4 separate regions of the Homo sapiens genome follow, and regions 2, 3 and 4 are each linked to region 1. Evidence: chromatin contacts called from ENCODE Hi-C or POLR2A ChIA-PET data. All regions are on one chromosome and are shown on one strand. Each heading gives the region's core, a stretch centred on a gene start or an enhancer-like site at or near the end of the contact. The rest is flanking DNA. Distances are from core to core; before and after follow the strand shown. Region 1 holds the start of TFDP1 (transcription factor Dp-1). Region 2 holds the start of GAS6 (growth arrest specific 6). Region 3 holds the start of LAMP1 (lysosomal associated membrane protein 1). Region 4 holds the start of F10-AS2 (F10 antisense RNA 2).

Region 1 (4,545 bases), core at 812-3,311:
TCTAAAGGGGACCCCAGTGCTTGAAGGCAGGGATGCCGTGTGACATGCCTGGTCGCAGGTCAGGGAGGGCAGACACCCCAAAAGGCCTCGCAGGGACCACTGAAACCTCTGCGCCAACGGAGAGGGCTCCACACTCTGGACGCATTTTCGCTACAGATGTATCTCAGGCAGAGGCAGCATGTGCGGACTCTTTCCAACTCTGTGCGGTAAGTAGGTAAACACATCAACAGCACCTTTCACTCAGTTACAAAACGATGCACGGTGGGAAACACTAAAGAATCCAGCTGGTGTTTCAGTGACTGACATAACCAAGCACGGTAAAGAACCGCACACCAATAAAATAGACTAAATTTCTGGCTTTAAAAAATTTTCAAAATATTCTATAGTTTCATGACAACTGCAAAGCAGGCTAAGTAGCATTTTTTACCAGATTTCATAAATCAGGAAATCTCATCCTTCTGAGAAAAAAAGTGGCCAAAACAAGTCCTTAGCTCTTGGTCCACCCAAGTGGAATTAACTTCCTCTGTAGGAAGACAGGTGCCAGCAGGTGGCTACAGCCTGAGCCCTGAGCCTGGCCCCCGTCCAGCGTCTCATGTGGAAGCCCCCCAAGAAATGCAGGATTCGCTGCGGTGCTGCAACACCCTCCACCTCAATTTAATTAAGGCGTTTATTTAAAATTATCAATTAACACAGTCGGTAAAGATAAGGAAAAAGTCAGAAGGCACCACCCCATCACCACCCAACTGCAGTGTGGTATCCAAGGCCACAACTTGTGGGTGGTGACCGCAGCTTCAGAGATCAGATCCTTCCATCTTTCACCTTCATCCCGCTTCAGACGCTTTAAAAGTCTGAAAATAAACACTACTGTAGCTTATGTGTTGTCATTCTGAAATAAAGGCAGAGAACTACAAAGAATTTAGTGCGAGGCAAACATTCGTGTGCAGCATGAAGCAAACATACTTACATCTTTTGCCATGTTACCAGATCCGGGAAATCAATGCTACAAATGTTCACCTTCCCAGAGAAGAAAAATGATTTTTCTGGTAAAAAAAAAAAAAAAAGTAAGGAAAAACAAGAAATAAGTAAGAATGAAAAACGAAGTTTAAAAAATAACACATCTCAAAGGAAACGCGGACCTTCCTTCCCAAAGGCACCCTCCATCCTGAGAGCGGAGCTGGCCAAACCGACTCCCACACTCAGGATTTTCAGTCGCCTCGCCAGACGGAAATGCCCCCTGCGGAAAAGTGGCCCGCGGGCCCGCAGGGTCACCACCACTACCCCCAGGTCCCCGACGGCCCGCCCAGCGGCCGAGGGTGGGGCCGAGCCCCAGGAGCCAGGGCGCAGCGCCTCCCTCCCGCCGCTGCAGGGGGGTGCCCCACCACCCACCTGGGCACAGCCCCGGGGTCCCGGCGCAACGTGCAGGCTCGCGGCGTCCACCCCAGACCCCGGCGGCGCCCGCCCGGCTGACCGGTAACTCTGACAGGTGGGCTTCCGGGGTCCGCGCCGCGCGCCTGTCACTAGGCCTCGGGCCGCCTCCGCACGAGGCGCCTCCCGCGCGCGCCGGAACCGGGTCCCCGCGGGCCGCCGTGGGGCGGCCTCCCCTCCCCCGCCCTGCGCGCTCCGGCCGACCCTGGCCCCAGCCCCGGCCCCGGCCCCGGCCCCACCTCCAGCGTGGGGCGCGGACGCTGCTGTCGGCCGGGAGGGCCGGGCCCGGGACCCCCGCCCCGCGGTCACCTGGGGAGCCCCTACCAGCGCCGAGCGCGCGGGGTCCCCGAGGCACAGGAGCGCGCAGGGCGCGGGAGGGCGCGGGTCGGGGCCGCGCGGCGCCTACACGCGGCCGGGGCAAGGGATGGGGTGGCCGGGGGTCCCGCCCGCACCCCCGGCTCCCGCCCGCGGCTCCCGCGGCATCCCCTGCCCACCCGCACCTGGCTGCCCGGTCCGGCCGCGCGGGCGGGGACGCGGAGAGGGCGCGGTGCGGAGCGCGGGGCGGCGCGGAGAGGCGCGGGCTGGGGCCGGGCCGGGCGGTCCCGGCCGTGGCGGGGTCCCTGCCCTGGGCCGAGTGGCGCCGGGACGCGGGGCTCACCCTGGCCGAGCGTCGGGCCGGCGTGACGTGCGCGCGGCGCGGTGACGTGGGCGGCGGCGGGCCCGCTCCGCGCAGCGCGCCTGCGCGCCTTTTCGCGCCTTCGGCGCCCTCCTCCTCCTCTTCTGCTGCTCCTCGGTCTCCCGCTCCTCCCGCCAGTGCTGCGCGCCCTGGGAGAGCGGGGAGGGGCTGTGCGCGCGTGTCCGTGTGTGCGCGTGCGCGTGCGGAGATGTAGCTGGGGCCTGCGCCGGGACGGGCAGTGCGCGCGCGCGGCGTGCGCTCGGCGGCCAAGGGACTGTGTTTGTGCGCGCCTCTGACTGTGTGTGTCCGGAGAGAGAGGTGGCCGGCTGTGTGCAAGAGTGTGTGTGCACATGGGGGAGCGGGGCCGGCTATGTGCACGAGTGTGTGTGCATGTGGGGGAGCGGGAGCTGGTGTGTGCACGTGGGGGAGCGGGGCCGGCTGTGTGCAAGAGTGTGTGTGCACGTGGGGGAGCAGGGACTAGTGTGTGCACTAGTGCATGTGCACGTGAGGGAGCGGGGACTGGTGTGTGCACTAGTGTGTGTGCATGTGAGGGAGCGGGGACTGGTGTGTGCACTCGTGTGTGTGCATGTGAGGGAGCGGGGACTGGTGTGTGCACTCGTGTGTGTGCATGTGAGGGAGCGGGGACTGGTGTGTGCACTCGTGTGTGTGCATGTGAGGGAGCGGGGACTGGTGTGTGCACTCGTGTGTGTGCATGTGAGGGAGCGGGGACTGGTGTGTGCACTCGTGTGTGTGCATGTGAGGGAGCGGGGACTGGTGTGTGCACTAGTGTGTGCATGTGAGGGAGCGGGGACTGGTGTGTGCACTAGTGTGTGCATGTGAGGGAGCGGGGACTGGTGTGTGCACTAGTGTGTGCATGTGAGGGAGCGGGGACTGGTGTGTGCACTCGTGTGTGTGCATGTGAGGGAGCGGGGACTGGTGTGTGCACTAGTGTGTGTGCATGTGAGGGAGCGGGGACTGGTGTGTGCACTAGTGTGTGTGCATGTGAGGGAGCGGGGACTGGTGTGTGCACTAGTGTGTGTGCACATGGGGCAGCAGGTAGGGGGCCGGGTATGTCAGGATGTGTGTTTGTGTGCAGGGAGCAGAGAGTGCCGGCTGTGTGCGCGAGTGTGGGGGGGGGAGCAGGGACTAGTGTGTGCAGGAGTGTGTGTGCACTTGGAAGAGCGGGGCCGGGTGTGTGCTTGAGTGTGTGTGCTCAAAGAGGAGAGCCAGCTGTGTGTGCGCCTGTATGCACGGAGGAGAGGGGGCCGCTTGTGTGCACGAGTGTGTGTGCACATAAAGGGCCGACTGTGTGTGGGGCTGTGCATGTATGGAGAGCAGGTGTGTGCATAGACGTGTGTATGTGGACACACGGAGGAGAGCAGGTGTGTGTGCGTGCGTGGCACAGAGGCCTCTGCCTCTGCTGGACCCGGTGGCCTCCAAGCCCACGACGGGCCTCCGCCCAGATTCCCAACAATTCTGGGCGTCCTCGGTGCCCACCGGACGCAGCCTGGCCCGGGACTCGGGAGGGAAAGCAGGGACAGGAAAACTCCAGAAACAGTTTCATTGCATGGTGAGCCTGGTGGTCCCGGAGTCTTGGAGACTTAATCCACCCTGGAGGGCCCCGCCGCTAGGGCCAGGCCCGAGCACCCCAGCCAAGGGCGGGCTAGGCCAGAGAAGAGTCCGAAGTTCAGGGCCACAGCAGGCGGCAGAGGCTGGTGCGCGCCGAGGGTAAGGAACATCTACAGAGGACTTGAGGAGCTGACCAAAGGCCTCTCTGCCTGTGCGGTGTATTATTACATGACAGCCCACTTTGCACGTTTTATGCTGATTTTGGCCACTCCTGCCCCTCAGGCAACGCCGCACCCCCTAAAGCTCTGGTCACTTGGCTTAAACTGCTTACAAGTTAGCACCCGTTTCTTCTTTGAAGACTACCAGAAACGCTCACTTTCTGCGAGCTGGTTCACACAAATAGATACTTAGAGAACACTGATGTTCCTCAAATGGCCCTATCTTCCTAGGTCCGTTCCTTCTGTTTCACAGGGATTCTTTATGTGTTCCTAAATGTCAGTATTTGAGCCCTGATGGCAACAGTGACACCCTCCCAGCCTCTGGGGACTTCTCCCTGAGACCTGGGGGCTCCAGTTAGGAGGATACACACGTAGGGTCCAAAATTGGGGTCTTAAACGTCTTCCCCACAAATTCAGGATTCTGATAATTCAACAATGTTTATATGGCTGATAACTAATATTATTCAAAGAAGTTTCTGCACAAAAATCACTGTACTGAGATACTCCGAACGCGCACGAGGCACTGCGGCAATGAATGCTCACGGTGCTCTGTGTGGCTTAGGAAAAGGGCAAAAAGTTACTCCCTTTTTCCTCTCCATAGCCACATGTTCCACAGAAAGCCCTCGTTTCTCTTAACAAAAGTTAACAGAATTCCCT
Region 2 (4,792 bases), core at 1,682-4,181, 280 kb before region 1:
TGGGACCCTCATGCATTGATGGTGAAAATGAAAAACAGTATAACCACTTTGAAAAACAGTTTAAAAAGTTAAACAAATACCTACTATGGGATCCAGACACTCTGCTCCTAGATATTTCCCCAAGAGAAATGGAAGCACGTGTGCACACAATGTCCACACGATGGACACACACATGAATGCCTACAGCAGCTTTATTTGTGATAGTAAAAATTTAGAAGCAAGTATAATGTCCCTCAACAGGTGAATGATAAACAAATTGTGTTATATCCATACAGTGGAATACTACTGAGCAATAAAAAGGAATACACCTGCAACAAGATAGATGATTCTGAAAATAAATATGTTAAGTGAAAAAAACAGACAAAAAAGTGTACATACAGTATAATTCTTTTTATATAAAAGTCTAGAAAATACAAACAAATCTATAGTGATAGAAAGTTGGTCAGCGGTTTTTGCATAGAAACTGGGATGTGGGGTAGGGTGGGGACATTTAGGAGGGAGGAATTACCAAAGGGCATGAGAACACTTTTTTGGGTGATGGATATGTTCCCTAACTTGATTGTGATGATGGCTTCACAGGTGTACACAGCTTTCCACCTCATGGCCACAGACCGGTTAACCATCCATATAAAACATCCATTGCCCTGGGTCCAACCTCCTGCCCCCTGTGGAGGTGAACTGTCTACTTCACCATTGATATTTCAGGTTGTATGATATAGTGCCTGACAACTCTCCATTTTTGGAACACATCCAAATTGTTTCTTATTCATTTTCCATTTCTGCCTTCGAACGAATTTCCTGCACTGGTAACTAGGTGAAGAATTTTGGAGTTATCTGGGGTAATGGAGACATCCTCCATTGCACCGCATATTTGCTTTCTGTATTCCCCAGTTATAGAAATCAAAACGAGCAGTTGTATGTGAATGCATTGTATCAAACCAAGTCTCTAGATGATAGGAGGCATTGTCATTACTAGGATAGTAACTCAGTAGAAAGAGTGAATTGAGAATATGAGGAATGAGAGTGGGGTCCAGACTAAAAGGAGGCCAGGGGTCCTGAACTGCCCCATCCAACTGAGTTCATTCTGATACCTACTGATCTGAAGCAGCAGGTCCACGCCCAGGTGCAGATTGTCCCAGATGAACAGGCAGAGGCTAGAGATGCTCATTCCTAAAGGGATCAAATAATTCTGAGAATGGCAAGAACTCCATTAACTCTCTTCTCCAAAACTACAAAAATGTGCAGAAAATACGAACAATTTTTAGGAGCTTACACTCTTTGAAGTTTATCCATGGGCTGCTGGAACCCTTAGGAAATAATAGCTAGAAGTGCCTCAGACACTGCCTGGCACACAGCAGGTGCTCAATGAATTACACTGCCTGGCACATAGTAGGTGCTCAATGAATTGTCTGATGAAGTGATTAAGGAGCCTTGTAAATACTGATTAAAACATGTATCACCCCATCCAATTTTTCAAACCAGTGCTTCTCAAGAACAAGCAGGAAAATTAATGTAATATTGTTTTGAAGTAGCCGTGGTGGTTTCGGGGCAGAAGCCCAGGGGTACTCCTTACTCCGCCTGCTCCAGTAACTAGCTGACATGGAAGTGCCTCGTCATTCTGGTTCAGACACAGGTGCAGATAGATGACTTCTCTATCCCACTTTAATTCTCCTTGAAGATCATTCCCAGGGACATTCATTTGCTTAAATTAACATGCTCGGCCAGGCGCGGTGGCTCACACCTGTAATCCCAGCACTTTGGGAGGCCCAGGCGGGCGGATCACGAGGTCAGGAGATTGAGATCATCCTGGCTAACACGGTGAAACCCCGTCTCTACTAAAAATAAAAAAAATCAGCCGGGCGTGGTGGCGGGCGCCTGTGGTCCCAGCTACTCGGGAGGCTGAGGCAGGAGAATGGCGTGAACCCGGGAGGCGGAGCTTGCAGTGAGCAGAGATCACGCCACTGCACCCCAGCCTGGGCAACATAGCGAGACTCCGTCTGAAAACAAACAAACAACAACAACAAAAATTCATGCTCATAATCCCACTTTCAAACCAGTGACCTCAAAGATTTCTAGCAGCAATCCTATTCCATTCTTCCAATTACAGAAAGCAAAGAGAAACTGGATCTGGGGATCTAAGCGTTGAGCCTGCTGAGCAGAACGGCCATTCATTTGGGGTGAGGTGCTGACTCACTGCCCCTCTACATTGCATTTTGGGGTGTGGGGATTTCCAGAGCAGGATTCTCCAGAGAGGAGTATCCAAGCTCCCTCCTCCCGCAGCAGGGGGATGCTGGGCTAACTGCCTGGTTCGGTCCCCCGTGAGTGGTCTGCTGTGTTTTGGTTCTGTTTGTTTGTGTGTGTTTTGCCTATGACTTTGCGAAATATTCCAAGACAAGAGCCAGAAAGTCTTGGTCTCTGAAGACAAGCACAATGTTGCTTTCAGCTTAAATATCTACTGGGAAACCTCAAGATTTTTAATGTCATCATTATGAAAAACAGAGATTATAAAAGGAAACCGTCGCATTTCACTCGCTGGCCCCCAGTGGGATTGGATCTGACCTCAGTGTATCTTTTCTTTGGTAGGTTTTAAGTCTTGACAAAATGTGCCTAAGAATGAAGACTCCAAAAAGGATGCAGTAGATTCGGGGGGAGTGGGGGTTGGAAAGAGGCTTAAATCTTCACATGACACCTGGAATATGGTCAAAATGTACCTGCTCAAGTTGAACCAGGTATTGCGTCCTCCTTTTACCCCATCGCTAGTGAAGACAACCACCGCCTGGGGAGACGCTCCTTTTCCGAAACACTCGAGTCCCGCCGCGTCCCGGACGCTCCGCTTTCCCCGCGCCCGGATCCTCCCGGGAACCCGCGCCCCGCCCGCGCGCTGGTCCCGCCCCCGCCGCCTCCCCGCGCGCAGCCGCCCGAACACGCCCAGACCGAGCGCTTGAGGTGCCGCAGCCGCCGCCGCCGCCGCCGCCGCGATGTGACCTTCAGGGCCGCCAGGACGGGATGACCGGAGCCTCCGCCCCGCGGCGCCCGCGGCTCGCCTCGGCCTCCCGGGCGCTCTGACCGCGCGTCCCCGGCCCGCCATGGCCCCTTCGCTCTCGCCCGGGCCCGCCGCCCTGCGCCGCGCGCCGCAGCTGCTGCTGCTGCTGCTGGCCGCGGAGTGCGCGCTTGGTGAGTCCCGCGGGCCCGAGACCCCGTCCCCGGGCGGCGGGAGGAGGCTCCGGGCGCGGCTTGACGCGTCCCCCTCTCTCCCTCCGGGCAGCCGCGCTGTTGCCGGCGCGCGAGGCCACGCAGTTCCTGCGGCCCAGGCAGCGCCGCGCCTTTCAGGTCTTCGAGGAGGCCAAGCAGGGCCACCTGGAGAGGGAGTGCGTGGAGGAGCTGTGCAGCCGCGAGGAGGCGCGGGAGGTGTTCGAGAACGACCCCGAGACGGTGAGCAGCCGGCGGGCGGGATGCGGGGGAACCCCTGGCGCCCGCGCGCCTCCAACCGCTCCCGAGAGGCAGCGCTGCTGCCGCCCCCCAGCTCCGCGCGGCGAGGCCTGGCCTCAGGGTCCCAGGAGCCCCGGCCCGCCCCGCGTCCCCCACGCCCATCCCCCGGCGACCCCGGGATCCCCGCGCAGGCCGGTGAGACGCTGCGGGGCTGTCCGGGAAACGCTCGCTGTCAGACGCCTCCCCGCGGGGAAGCCGGGAGTCCGTTTCCAAAGTGCGAGAGAAACACAATGGTTAAAACCCAAACCGCTTCCCCGCGGCCCTCCCTCTGCTGGGCTGGAGGTGAGGAACCCCCGGGCCGCGCCTCGTCCTCCTGAGAGGGGTGGAGAGCAGTCCCCTCCCGAAAGAGGAATTGAAAGGGCCGAGGGCGGGAACTGCTTGCGGCAGCAGGTCCAAAAATAAGATTCCAGGAATCGAGCGGGGCCGCATGCGGGAGGGGAGGGCGGCTCCGCGGCCCCGTTCTGCCAGGTGCTCTCCTGGAGGCAGCGGGTGCTTTCAGGAGCCCGACGGTGCTGGCCCCGGCACCTCGGTTAGGAATGTCCTTGGAGAAGGCGGGGCGCCCGGGGCCGCCTCCCGCAGGAGCCGCCGTGTGAGGACGGCCTGGCCACTCTATCCTGCGGGCTCGGGAGCGGGTGACTTTGGAAAGTCCGAGAAGGTGTGGATTCCCGTTGACGTCCCTCCCGCCCTGAAGTCAGGGTGATTTCATAGCGAAGTTTTCCGTTCTGCTGGAATGTTCCTTTTAAAGAATTCTCCTGGGGTGGAATAAATGTCACCCGGGATGAAAGAGTGGTTCTGGATGAACCATGGAGGCCTGTTTCCGCTTACATTTCTAGTGGTTGACTTGACCCCTCTTAGATCTGCCTTTCTGAAAGCTCTGAGGCTGTCAGATGGCCACTGTGCACTTGTGGACATAGCTCATCCCTGCAGAGATGACGCACCTGGGGCTGTTGCCCGGGGGCTGCCCACAGCCCCACAGGCCCGTGCCCTCCTTCAGCTCAGCCTAGCTTGGTCGCTCTCCCCGGCCTCTCTGTTTTCCTGTTTCTTTAATGATGAATCCTGGCCTGTGCTGCTGGCTGAGGCAGGTGGGCCTGTGTGCCCTGGTCGCTCGGAGTCGCCGCCCAGCTGTGGGGTTGGTCGTGTGGCTGGTGCAGTGTCCTCCAACAGCGTCCTCACCCGGAACATTCTGCGTGCACAGGGACTGTGGCATGGGGCGTGCTGGTGATGGGAGTTGAGGGCAGCAGGGTCACCCCCACCCCACAGTACCCGCTCCGCGCAGCCCTGCAAGGCCTGGCCGCAGCCCCTC
Region 3 (4,802 bases), core at 2,201-4,700, 290 kb after region 1:
GTGCCACTACGCCTGGCTAACTTTTTAAAAATATTTTTAAAAAGAATAGAGATGGAGTTTCACCATGTTGTGGCCAGGATGGTCTCGATCTCTTGACCTAGTGATCGGCCTGCCTCAGCCTCCCAAAGTGCTGGGATTACAGGCATGAGCCACCACACCCAGCTTTTCTTTCTTTTCTTTTTCTTTTTTTTTTTTTTTTTTTGACATTGAGTTTCGATTTTGTTGCCCAGGCTGGAGTGCAATGGCACGATCTCAGCTCCCTGCAACCCCTGCCTCCCAGGTTCAAGCAATTCTCCTGCCTCAGCCTCCCACGTAGCTGGAATTACAGGCGCCTGCCACCACACCACGCCTGGCTAATTTTTGTATTCTTAGTAGAGACGGGGTTTCACCACATTGGCCAGGCTGGTCTCAAACCCCTGACTTCAGCTGATCCGCCCACCTGGGCCTCCCAAAGTGCTGAGATTACAGGCGTGAACCACTGCACCCAGCCGAGTATAAAATTGTTCAAACCTCCTAAGTGACAGTTGTTCAAGTGGAAAGGGTAAGGCGGTCATCCTGCTGACATCAATGGTTTAAAGGGTCACATTACGCAATCACAGCTAATCCTATCTATCAGGACAAGTTTCAGTTCATGTTTGAGCTTTCTAAGTATTCAAACACAGTAGCTTTAAACAATGCCTAATTATTAATATAGTGGAAATTTGTAATTGAGCAGTTTCTTTTTTTAAGAAAAAAGGATTTTTGGTGAAATCGCACATTAAAATAAACATTTTAAATATCTTTAAATGCAAGTTGTTAAAAGGCCTTTTTTAAAAGTTGGATTTTGGCTAGGCACGGTGGCTCATGGCTGTAATCCCAGCACTTTGGGAGTCTGAGGCAGGTGGATCACGAGGTCAGTTCGAGACCAGCCTGGCCAGCATGGTGAAACCCCATCTCTACTAAAACTACAAAAATTAGCCAGGCATGGTGGCGCGCACCTGTAGTCCCAGCTACTAGGGAGGCTGAGGCAGGAGAACTGCTTGAACACAAGAGGCGGAGGCTGCAGTGAACGGAGATCACGCCACTGCACTCCAGCCTGGGTGACAGAGTGAGACTCTGCCTCAAAAAAAAAAAAAAAAAATTCTTGGGCCAAGTACGGTGGCTCAAACCCGTACTCCCAGCACTTTGGGAGGCAGAGGGAGGCGGATCACGAGGTCGGGAGATCGAGACCAGTCTAACCAACATAGTTAAACCTAGTCTCTACCAAAAATACATAAATTAGCCTAGCATAGTGGCGGGTGCCTGTAATCCCAGCTACTCAGGAAGCTGAGGCAGAAGAATTGCTCGAACCCAGGAGGCAGAAGTTGTAGTGAGCCGAGGTTGTGCCACTGCACTCCAGCCTGGGCACAGAGCAACTCCGCCTCAAAAAAAAAAAGTTAAGATTGTAAACATAAAAGATATAATGGAACAGATCTTAGAAGACTGATTACACAAGCAATATTCCAATCACAATATTAGGGAGTTATGGATTTTTTCTCTTCATTTTTAAAGTTAATTTTTTTTTTGTTTTGAGACGGAGTCTCCCTCAGTTGCCCAGGCTGGAGTGCAGTGGCTTGATCTCAGCTCACTGCAACCTCTGCTTCCCGGGTTCAAGCAATTCTTCTGCCTCAGCCTACCAAGTAGCTGGGATTACAGGCGTGCGCCACCATGCCCAGCTAATTTTTGTATTTTTGTAGAGACCGGGTTTCGCCATATTGGCCAGGCTGGTCTCGAACTCCTGACGCCATGATCCATCTGCCTCGGCCACCCAAAGTGTTGGGATTAAAGGCGTGAGCCACTGCTCCCGGCCTGAAGTGAGTTTTTAAAACATGAAACAAAACATCAAAGTTATGAGGCTTGTGAGCATCTGTAACAAAGAACAATGCAGTTGCTGTGACATGACAAAACTTGTTTCTGCAACTCCTTTCATTAACTACACCTGACCCTGTCGCAGGAGCTGAGCAAGGCTTCAGGCTTACTATTGGAATAAGTTCATCTCTGTGGCTATTCAGGCAGTTCAAAGAATTCATTTTACACAACAGGCAAAACAAAAAAGGGAAGCCAAGATCCATTCACTCACAGTAACAGAGTTTTACAGCTGGATGGGACTGAGGGATTTAAAGAAGTCAAGGCAGATGTGTACAGGAGTGTATTTCTATATCTACTTAACTCACACACACTCCCCCAGCTTGATTCTACATCACCTTTCAGATCCTGGCATTTAAGATAATCTTCTCATATTACGGGGGAGGGCGGCGGGGGGAGGAGGTGAAAGAATAGTGTTGGCGGGGGGCAATCCGGACTGTCTTAAAGAGACAGCACACATCCTCTTATTAAGACAATAAATGAGAACGAAATTCACTAGTCAATACAATATTGAGCACCTACTGCCCATCTGAGCTCTATAAACTGACAGAAGAGAAGGGTGCTTCCCCACGTGTTCCCTGGTCCCGCATTTCGGCCTACAGGAACGGCGCTCTTTAAACTACTTACTAGACATGAACATTGCCACCGTGAGTCTGAGGCCAGCTTTCCCTCATCTTGTCTACTACGGAATCTTGTGAAATCCCAAAGATAACTTTAAAAATTATTTTAACATACATGTGAATTCACAATAACATAAATACACTCGCATCTCCTCCACACCGCTGAAAGAGGAGAAAGGTTCAAGTACAAAGGTGGGGAATGCTCGCACCGGCTTCTCCCTGTCCTGGGTGAAATCCATGTTGGGAAGAGCTTGATCTAGGTCACCCACCCGGGAGCTGAGACCACAGACGTCCCTGCCACCTTCGGCGGCGCAGCCTCGTCTAGATCTCACCGCCTCAACTTGCCAGGAAACTTAACGACCTGAAAGCACCAGACCGCCGAGCAAGCCATCGGAAGTTCCCTTTCGCACTCACCACCACAGAAAAACTGAGTTCAGTGAGACAGACCTTAGAGGAGCCAGGTCCTGGGATGAGACCTCCTGGTCCCCCAAGCACCTGCCATTGAGCTCCGCTCCGACCCTACGACCCCGAGAGAAACACCCGCCCGCGGGCAGAGCCGGCCGGGACCAGGAGCAGTGGGTGCGGGGCGACCCGCGGGACAACGACCCGGCAGTCCCCCGCCCTCAAGACCCAGGGACCTCGGCTCCGCCCGGTCCCGCCGCTCCCAGGCCCCGCCTCGACCCCCTCACCGAGCAGCAGCAACAGCAGTAGCAGCAGCAGGGGTCGCCGGGCGCTGCCGGGGGCCGCCATGGCGCGAGGCGGCCGGGTACGGTGCGGGGAGCGGGGGCGCGGGCGGCGGTTGGGCCGCGGACTGCCGGGCGCTGCGGTGGCGGGGCGCGGGCGCCAAGGGCTGGCGTTAGAGACAGCGGCGTTACCAGACGCAAGAGGCCCGGCCACTGCGACGCCGGCACGAAGAAGACACCGCGGCCGGCAGCGCTTGTCACGTGAGCTGCGCCGCGCCCGGGCGTCACGTGATCCCGCGGGTCTCGCGAGAGCGCGCGCGTCGAGCGCCGGCGGCTCGGCTCCCCGCAGGTGCGGCAGCTTCCAGCACCGCGCGCCCCCTCACGCGTGATGCAGGCCGACACGTGACCCGCAGCGGCACGTGACCCGCAGCGGCACGTGACCCTGGACCCACGTGACCCGGCCTGGTCCGGGGGACTGGGGCCGAGCCGAGGTCCTGAAACGGGAAGTGGGCTGGGTTCGCGGAAAAGGAAGAGGAAGAGTAGTGGCGGGAGAAAGTGAGGAAAGAGGAAGCCCGCGAGGGGAGAAAGGGCAGACGGATCGCGGACGCCCAGGCCTCCCTTCAGCCTGCGAGGCGTCCCAAACGCGGGCTCTTTATGGACAGGAGGGTGGTGTGGGTGGCAGCGCGGGTGACCGGCCGGGTGCGCGGCCAGGGATGGGCGAAGGGTTTGTCTTTTGGTGAGTGGGAAGCAAGTTCCTCACACAGGGAGGCCACTGTGCCCAAACTCTTGAGTGGTTTTAGGAAGGAAATAAGGGATCTGAAATGGGTCAGTGCGGCCTTCCGCTCGTTAATCGCGGGCTGAGGGAAGACGGCACCAGGCTGCCCAAGGTGAAGGTGAAGGTGCGATGGCGATACTCTTTGGCTTACAGAAAGTTCCTGTCGAGCACTTTGTTTTTTTTTTTGAGACGGAGTCTCGCTCTGTCGCCCAGGCTGGAGTGCAGTGGCGCGATCTCGGCTCGCTGTAACCTCCGCCTCCCGGGTTCAAGCGATTCTCTTGCCTCAGCCTCCCAAGTAGCTGGGATTACAGGCGTGCGCCACCACGCCCGGCTGATTTTGTATGTTGAGTAGAGACGGGGTTTCACCAGTTGGCCAGGCTGGTCTCGAACTCCTGACCTCAAGCAATCCACCCGCCTCGGCCTCCCAAAGTGCTGAGATTACAGCCCTGAGCCACGGCGCCTGGCTCCTGCATTTTAGAAGTCTGAAGATGCTCTGTTTTTTGGCTTGTCATCATATAGGATTTATGGCCTTTTGTTAAAATACTATTTAATTAAGGCCCCTACGCTACTGCTTTGTATAAAGCACCCGTCGCATAAGTACCTACATCTTAGAAAAAGATTTAATCTTACATTTCAAAAGGCATCATAGCAACGGGGACTGGATGTGCACCTAGTTAATAGAGACAGCACTCAGCCAGATAAAGACAGGACCAGGCACTCACTATCAGTCCTCACCAGAGGACTGTGACCTTAAAAAGGGCGGGATTTGACCAATTCAACACTGGCATTTTGATAGACCCCACCTTGCTGTCACTTGTGCTTAGCACCCTGCATCTGCTG
Region 4 (4,493 bases), core at 1,762-4,261, 430 kb after region 1:
AGTGAGTGAGTTAAAATAATTTGAAAGCCAGAAGTTGATTGTATAGGATAGCTCTTGGGTGAATTGCACCAGCCTGGCAATCTACGTGGCCTTCACTTAAGAAAAGGTGCCTTTTTTTGTGTGAAAATGTATTCCCACATGGAAATTTACATTAAAAATACTTCTGCTGGATAGTTTAAAAACCATCAATAGCTGCCTAAAAATGGAAAGGCAGACAGGGACATACACATTCGATCAATAAGTGTTAATTAAGCACATCCTATATGCCTGACATGGGTATCTGAGCTACAACCTCTTCCCTCATGGACCATTTTAGTCTGTTGGGGCTGCTGTAACAAAACACCTTAGAGTGGGTAATTTACGATAAACAGAAACGTAGTGCTCACAGTTCTGGAGGATGGGAAGTCCAAGATCAAGGCTCCAGTAGACTCAGTGTCTGGTGACGGCCCATGATTCATAGACGTGTCCTTGGATGGTGGAAGGGAGGAATGTGGGTGCTCCCTGGAGCCTCTTTTGGGAGGGCAGTCATCCATCCATGAAGGCAGAGTGCCTCCCAGAGGCCCCACCTCCTAGTACTATTGCACAGGGGGTTAGGTTTCAACGTGAGTTTTGGGGGATGGTTTGGCTCTGTGTCCCCAACCAAATCTCACCTTGAATTGTAATAATCCCCACAGGTCAAGGGCAGGACCAGGTGGAGGTGATTGAATCATGGAGGTGGTTCTTGTGATAGTGAGTGCATTCTCACAAGAGCTAATGATTTTATAAGGGGCTTCCCCCTGTGATTGACACACATTTTCTCTCTCCTGCCACCCTGTGAAGAGGTGCCTGCTTGCCATGATTATGTTTCCTGAGGCCTCCCCAGCCATGTGGAACTGTGAGTTCATTAAACCGCTTTTCTTTATAAATTACCTAGTCTCAAGTATTTCTTCACAGTGACATGAGAACAGACTAATACAGGAAGGCATCAACATCGAGGCCACAGCTGTGATTGACTGTGTTGTACGTGGACTGACCGTGTTGTATGTGGTGATTTAATTTTCTCATCTGCCTTCTCAAAGATACCACCTTTGGACCAAAAATTCTACAATAATAAATTGTCCAAACATTAAGATTCACCTCGTTCTACTCATCTTCCTCATCTCTCATATGAATAATCGTTCTTCTGTCACCCTCTTCTGTTCTGAAAAACAAACCAACCAACATTGGGACACTTTTTCCATTGACTGGTTTACTTTCCTTCTGTATACCTGAGGAGAATCTTCCTTCCTTTGGGGTCTTTGTCGTGTCCTTCAGATGTTGGGGTGTCCTCTGTGGGGGTCCCCAGCTTAAATCAACTGACCCCACAACTTTGTGTGGAACCTGAAATGAGCAGCCTATGGAGAACCTGGTCATTGAATACTTAGATCTTGCCGCAGTCCCTATTTAAATACCTGTTCAATCAACTCTGGGACCTATGTTTTAGATTTCAACATCTCTGAATTGGCCTGTTCCCTACAGCCAATGTTCTAATGTCAGCCTGGACAAGGCCGAGTTCTTCCTGAAAGGGGTTGTGCTTTATGTTGCCCCCTGGGGGCACTGCCACTTTGCAATCCCTTTAAATACATTTTTTTGTGTGAGTTTTGGGAGCCCATGTGAATAGTGTAAATGTATTGCAAAGCTGGTTCCTGGCTGGCCTGTGGTTTAGATTATCTGAGCTTCCCCCTCTTGCCTCCAGGCTGAGCTGACCCACAGCTAATTTGGGTATATGCTCTTTCTTTCAGGTTCATCAATAATGGTGCGTCTTAGATTCACAGAGTAGAGTGTGGTCTAGTCCACTTTGTGGTGCTGTAACAGGATATCTGAGACTGGGTAATTTATAAAGAACAGAAATTTATTTCTTACAGTTCTGGAGGCTGGGACATCAAAGGTCCAGGGGCCCCCATCTGGCGAGGGCCTTCTTGCTGCGTCATCCCATGGTGGAAGGTGGATGCGCGTGAGAGAGAGAGAGAGAGAGAGAGAGAGAGAGAGAAAGGGGAGAGAGGAAGGGGGCCAAACTCATCCTTTTATTCCAAAATAACGAACCCACTCCTACAATAGTGGTATCAATTCATTCACGTGGGCTCTGACAATGAATGCGTCTTAAAGGTCCCACCTCTCAACACTGTTGCCTTGGGATTAAGTTTCCAACACGTGCACTATAGGGACACATTCAAACCACAGCATGCTGCATCCTCTGATGTCCACATTGTGGATGGAGGTGGCAGCTTATCACCTGGAGCTCCTGAAGAAATTAAAGAGGAGACACATGGTGACGCAGCCCACAGCCTGGCGTTTTTAGCATCTCAGAAGCACTGACAGGGACCCGCAAGCTTATGAGAAACTGTTCAACTCATTGGGCTTCCTCAGAGCTTGGGAGACCATTAATGTGGAAGACACTATCTGGACATGTTTCTCTTTTTTCCACCTGTCTAGATTTTCTTTCAGGATCGGGGAGACTTCTGGAGTAGAAAAGCCACTCCAGAACCCTTCCTCCTCCTCCCCCACACCCCGCCTCATGAGCGGCTGCCCTCCGCGTGGCATGGAGTCCCCGCGTCCACTCAGAACCCTTCCTCCTCCTCCCCCGCGCCCCGCCTCCCCCGCGCCCCGCCTCCCCCGCGCCCCGCCTCCCCCGCGCCCCGCCTCCCCCGCGCCCCGCCTCCCCCGCGCCCCGCCTCCCCCGCGCCCTGCGTCACGTGCCCCTGCCCTCCCCGACGCCCCGCCCCCCACGCCCCTCCTCCCCCACGGCCCGCCCCCCCACGCCCCTCCTCCCCCACGGCCCGCCCCCCCACGCCCCTCCTCCCCCGCGCCCCGCCTCCCCCGCGCCCCGCCTCCCCCACGCCCTGCGTCACGTGCCCCTGCCCTCCCCCACGCCCCGCCCCCCACGCCCCGCCCCCACGCCCCGCCTCCCCCACGCCCCGCCCCCCGCGCCCCGCCTCCTCCACGCCCCGCCTCCCCCACGCCCTGCGTCACGTGCCCCTGCCCTCCGCGCAGCATGGAGTCCCTGCGTCCCGGCTCCACGGTGCGGGAGTCCTCCGTGGTGGCTGAATTCGCCTTTCAGGCCCTATGTTCAGGATTTGTGATCTGGGTTTTAAAAACATTTTTTAGAAGTCATTGGTAATTAAAAACAATAAGTTTTTTATTGTGGTAAAATAGACATACAGTTTACCGCAGGAATCTTTTTTTAAGCGTACAGTTGGCTGACCCTGAGTGAATTCGCTGTTGATAATCTGCTTCTCCCTGAGCTGCTGTCGCCCACACTCGCCGCTGGCCGTGCTTGTTTTTCTCCTGGAACTGGGGCCGGTGTCCCTGTTGACCTTGTCCCGGGTAGCTGAGCCCAGGGGACTCTCCTTCCTAGGGTTACCGCTCAGTATCAGCACAGCCACAACGTCCAGCCAGGGAGGGCATCCGAGGCCCTCAGCACCCACCCCGGGGGTCCGGCCCGCGTCAGGCTGCGAGTTCCCGAGTCCCTGGACCCAGCTGTGCCTGCTGGGGTCAGCGCAGTCTGTGAGCCTCGACCCCCAGCTCCCAGCAAGGCCTCCCAGCAAGGCCTGTCGGAACCCAGCGGAGACCGGCGGCTGGGGCTTGTCCTCGAGCGGGGGCGCAGGACACGGGGCGCGGGGCTCCTGCCCTTGCAGCGTCCTGTCAGGATGGACGACCCAAGCCAGACGGCGCTCCCTCCCGCCACACCTGGCCGTACTGGCCTCCAGCCATGCCGGTGCTGCCGAGGCCCCCGTGTGGGACAGGCCCCCGCTCCCGCCCGTCCTCCTGGCTGCATCTGCACCCGCCCGTACCCGCACCGGGCCTCACTGGCCCCTTCTCAGACCGGCACAGCCAGGTAGGTCCTCCCTAAGCACCACAGGTCGGGGCGGCTGGGCGTTTTGTAAGGACAAACTGCGACCGTGAACCCCGGGACGGCTCAGCACCCAGGCAGCGCGGCCTCTGAACGCTGTCTGCGGACTCGTCTCTCCTCCCCACTGGCCCGGCCACACGTCCATCCAGCCCCGCTGTCTCCCTCTTTCTGTGTCTGTCTCTCCGCCCTCTTTGTGTCTTGGTGTCTCCTCTCTCTCTCCCTCTCCCTGTCTGTCTCTCAGCATCTCTCTCTGTCTCTGTCTCCTGTGTCTCACTGTGTCTTTCTCTGTGTCTCCATGTCTCTGTTTCTCTCTTGTTCTATTCTCAATTTTTTTGTTTGTTTTTTACCTGGACTTACTCCCTCCCCTCTGTTTCTCTTTCTCTGTCTCTCTCTTTCTCTTTGTCTCTGTCTCTCTCTTTCTCTCTGTCTCTGTCTCTCTCTTTCTCTCTGTCTCTGTCTCTCTCTTTCTCTCTGTCTCTGTCTCTCTCTTTCTCTCTGTCTCTGTCTCTCTTTCTTTTTGTCTCTCTGGCTCTGCCTCTCTCCCTCTCCCCTCGCCCCCGCTGAGCGCTGTCTGACGGGAACCCCCAGCAGTCTCCCTCGCTCTCCTGGCAGCCTGCAGACTCCT

The links. A loop is a pair of places that touch in the nucleus more often than their neighbours do. ChIA-PET counts read pairs that join two places held with the same protein, here RNA polymerase II (POLR2A). Pooled maps may share reads with other maps.
Region 2: a loop to region 1 is called in a pooled map, with 3 times the contacts of the local background. The contact joins the promoter of GAS6 here to the promoter of TFDP1 in region 1. A Hi-C loop is called at or near these places in 1 of 168 maps with a recorded cell type or tissue (mesothelial cell of epicardium) and 1 of 50 pooled maps. POLR2A ChIA-PET finds 5 or more read pairs at or near these places in 1 of 52 experiments (BJ).
Region 3: a loop to region 1 is called in a map of GM12878, with 3 times the contacts of the local background. The contact joins the promoter of LAMP1 here to the promoter of TFDP1 in region 1. A Hi-C loop is called at or near these places in 2 of 168 maps with a recorded cell type or tissue (GM12878 and naive thymus-derived CD4-positive, alpha-beta T cell), 17 of 37 single-sample maps with no recorded cell type and 13 of 50 pooled maps. POLR2A ChIA-PET finds 5 or more read pairs at or near these places in 3 of 52 experiments (H1, HEK293 and WTC11).
Region 4: a loop to region 1 is called in a pooled map, with 18 times the contacts of the local background. The contact joins the promoter of F10-AS2 here to the promoter of TFDP1 in region 1. A Hi-C loop is called at or near these places in 7 of 50 pooled maps.

Annotation. Positions count from the first base shown.
Region 1 is chr13:113,582,269-113,586,813 of GRCh38, reverse strand. TFDP1 (transcription factor Dp-1) reads right to left here and starts at 2,061. Exons shown (of 12, transcript NM_007111.5): 1 at 1,926-2,061; 2 at 965-1,040. The coding sequence starts at 976. RefSeq lists enhancers at 1-289, 2,267-3,238, 3,239-4,212 and silencers at 1,229-1,598, 1,969-2,298.
Region 2 is chr13:113,862,215-113,867,006 of GRCh38, reverse strand. It overlaps GAS6 (growth arrest specific 6), which reads left to right and starts at 2,931. Exons shown (of 15, transcript NM_000820.4): 1 at 2,931-3,174; 2 at 3,266-3,432. The coding sequence starts at 3,087. GAS6-DT (GAS6 divergent transcript) reads right to left here and starts at 2,830. Exons shown (of 2, transcript NR_044993.1): 1 at 2,712-2,830; 2 at 175-1,997. RefSeq lists silencers at 3,238-3,297, 3,318-3,377, 3,858-3,907 and an enhancer at 2,926-3,517.
Region 3 is chr13:113,295,887-113,300,688 of GRCh38, reverse strand. It overlaps LAMP1 (lysosomal associated membrane protein 1), which reads right to left and starts at 3,450. Exons shown (of 9, transcript NM_005561.4): 1 at 3,194-3,450. The coding sequence starts at 3,254. RefSeq lists silencers at 489-568, 441-735, 3,040-3,319 and an enhancer at 2,630-2,809.
Region 4 is chr13:113,152,504-113,156,996 of GRCh38, reverse strand. It overlaps F10-AS2 (F10 antisense RNA 2), which reads left to right and starts at 3,011. Exons shown (of 3, transcript XM_011537532.4): 1 at 3,011-3,083; 2 at 3,227-3,853. The coding sequence starts at 3,011. LOC124903216 (a long non-coding RNA gene) reads right to left here and starts at 2,497. Exons shown (of 4, transcript XR_007063880.1): 1 at 2,132-2,497; 2 at 1,882-1,940; 3 at 1,117-1,180; 4 at 387-467. RefSeq lists a silencer at 2,581-2,630.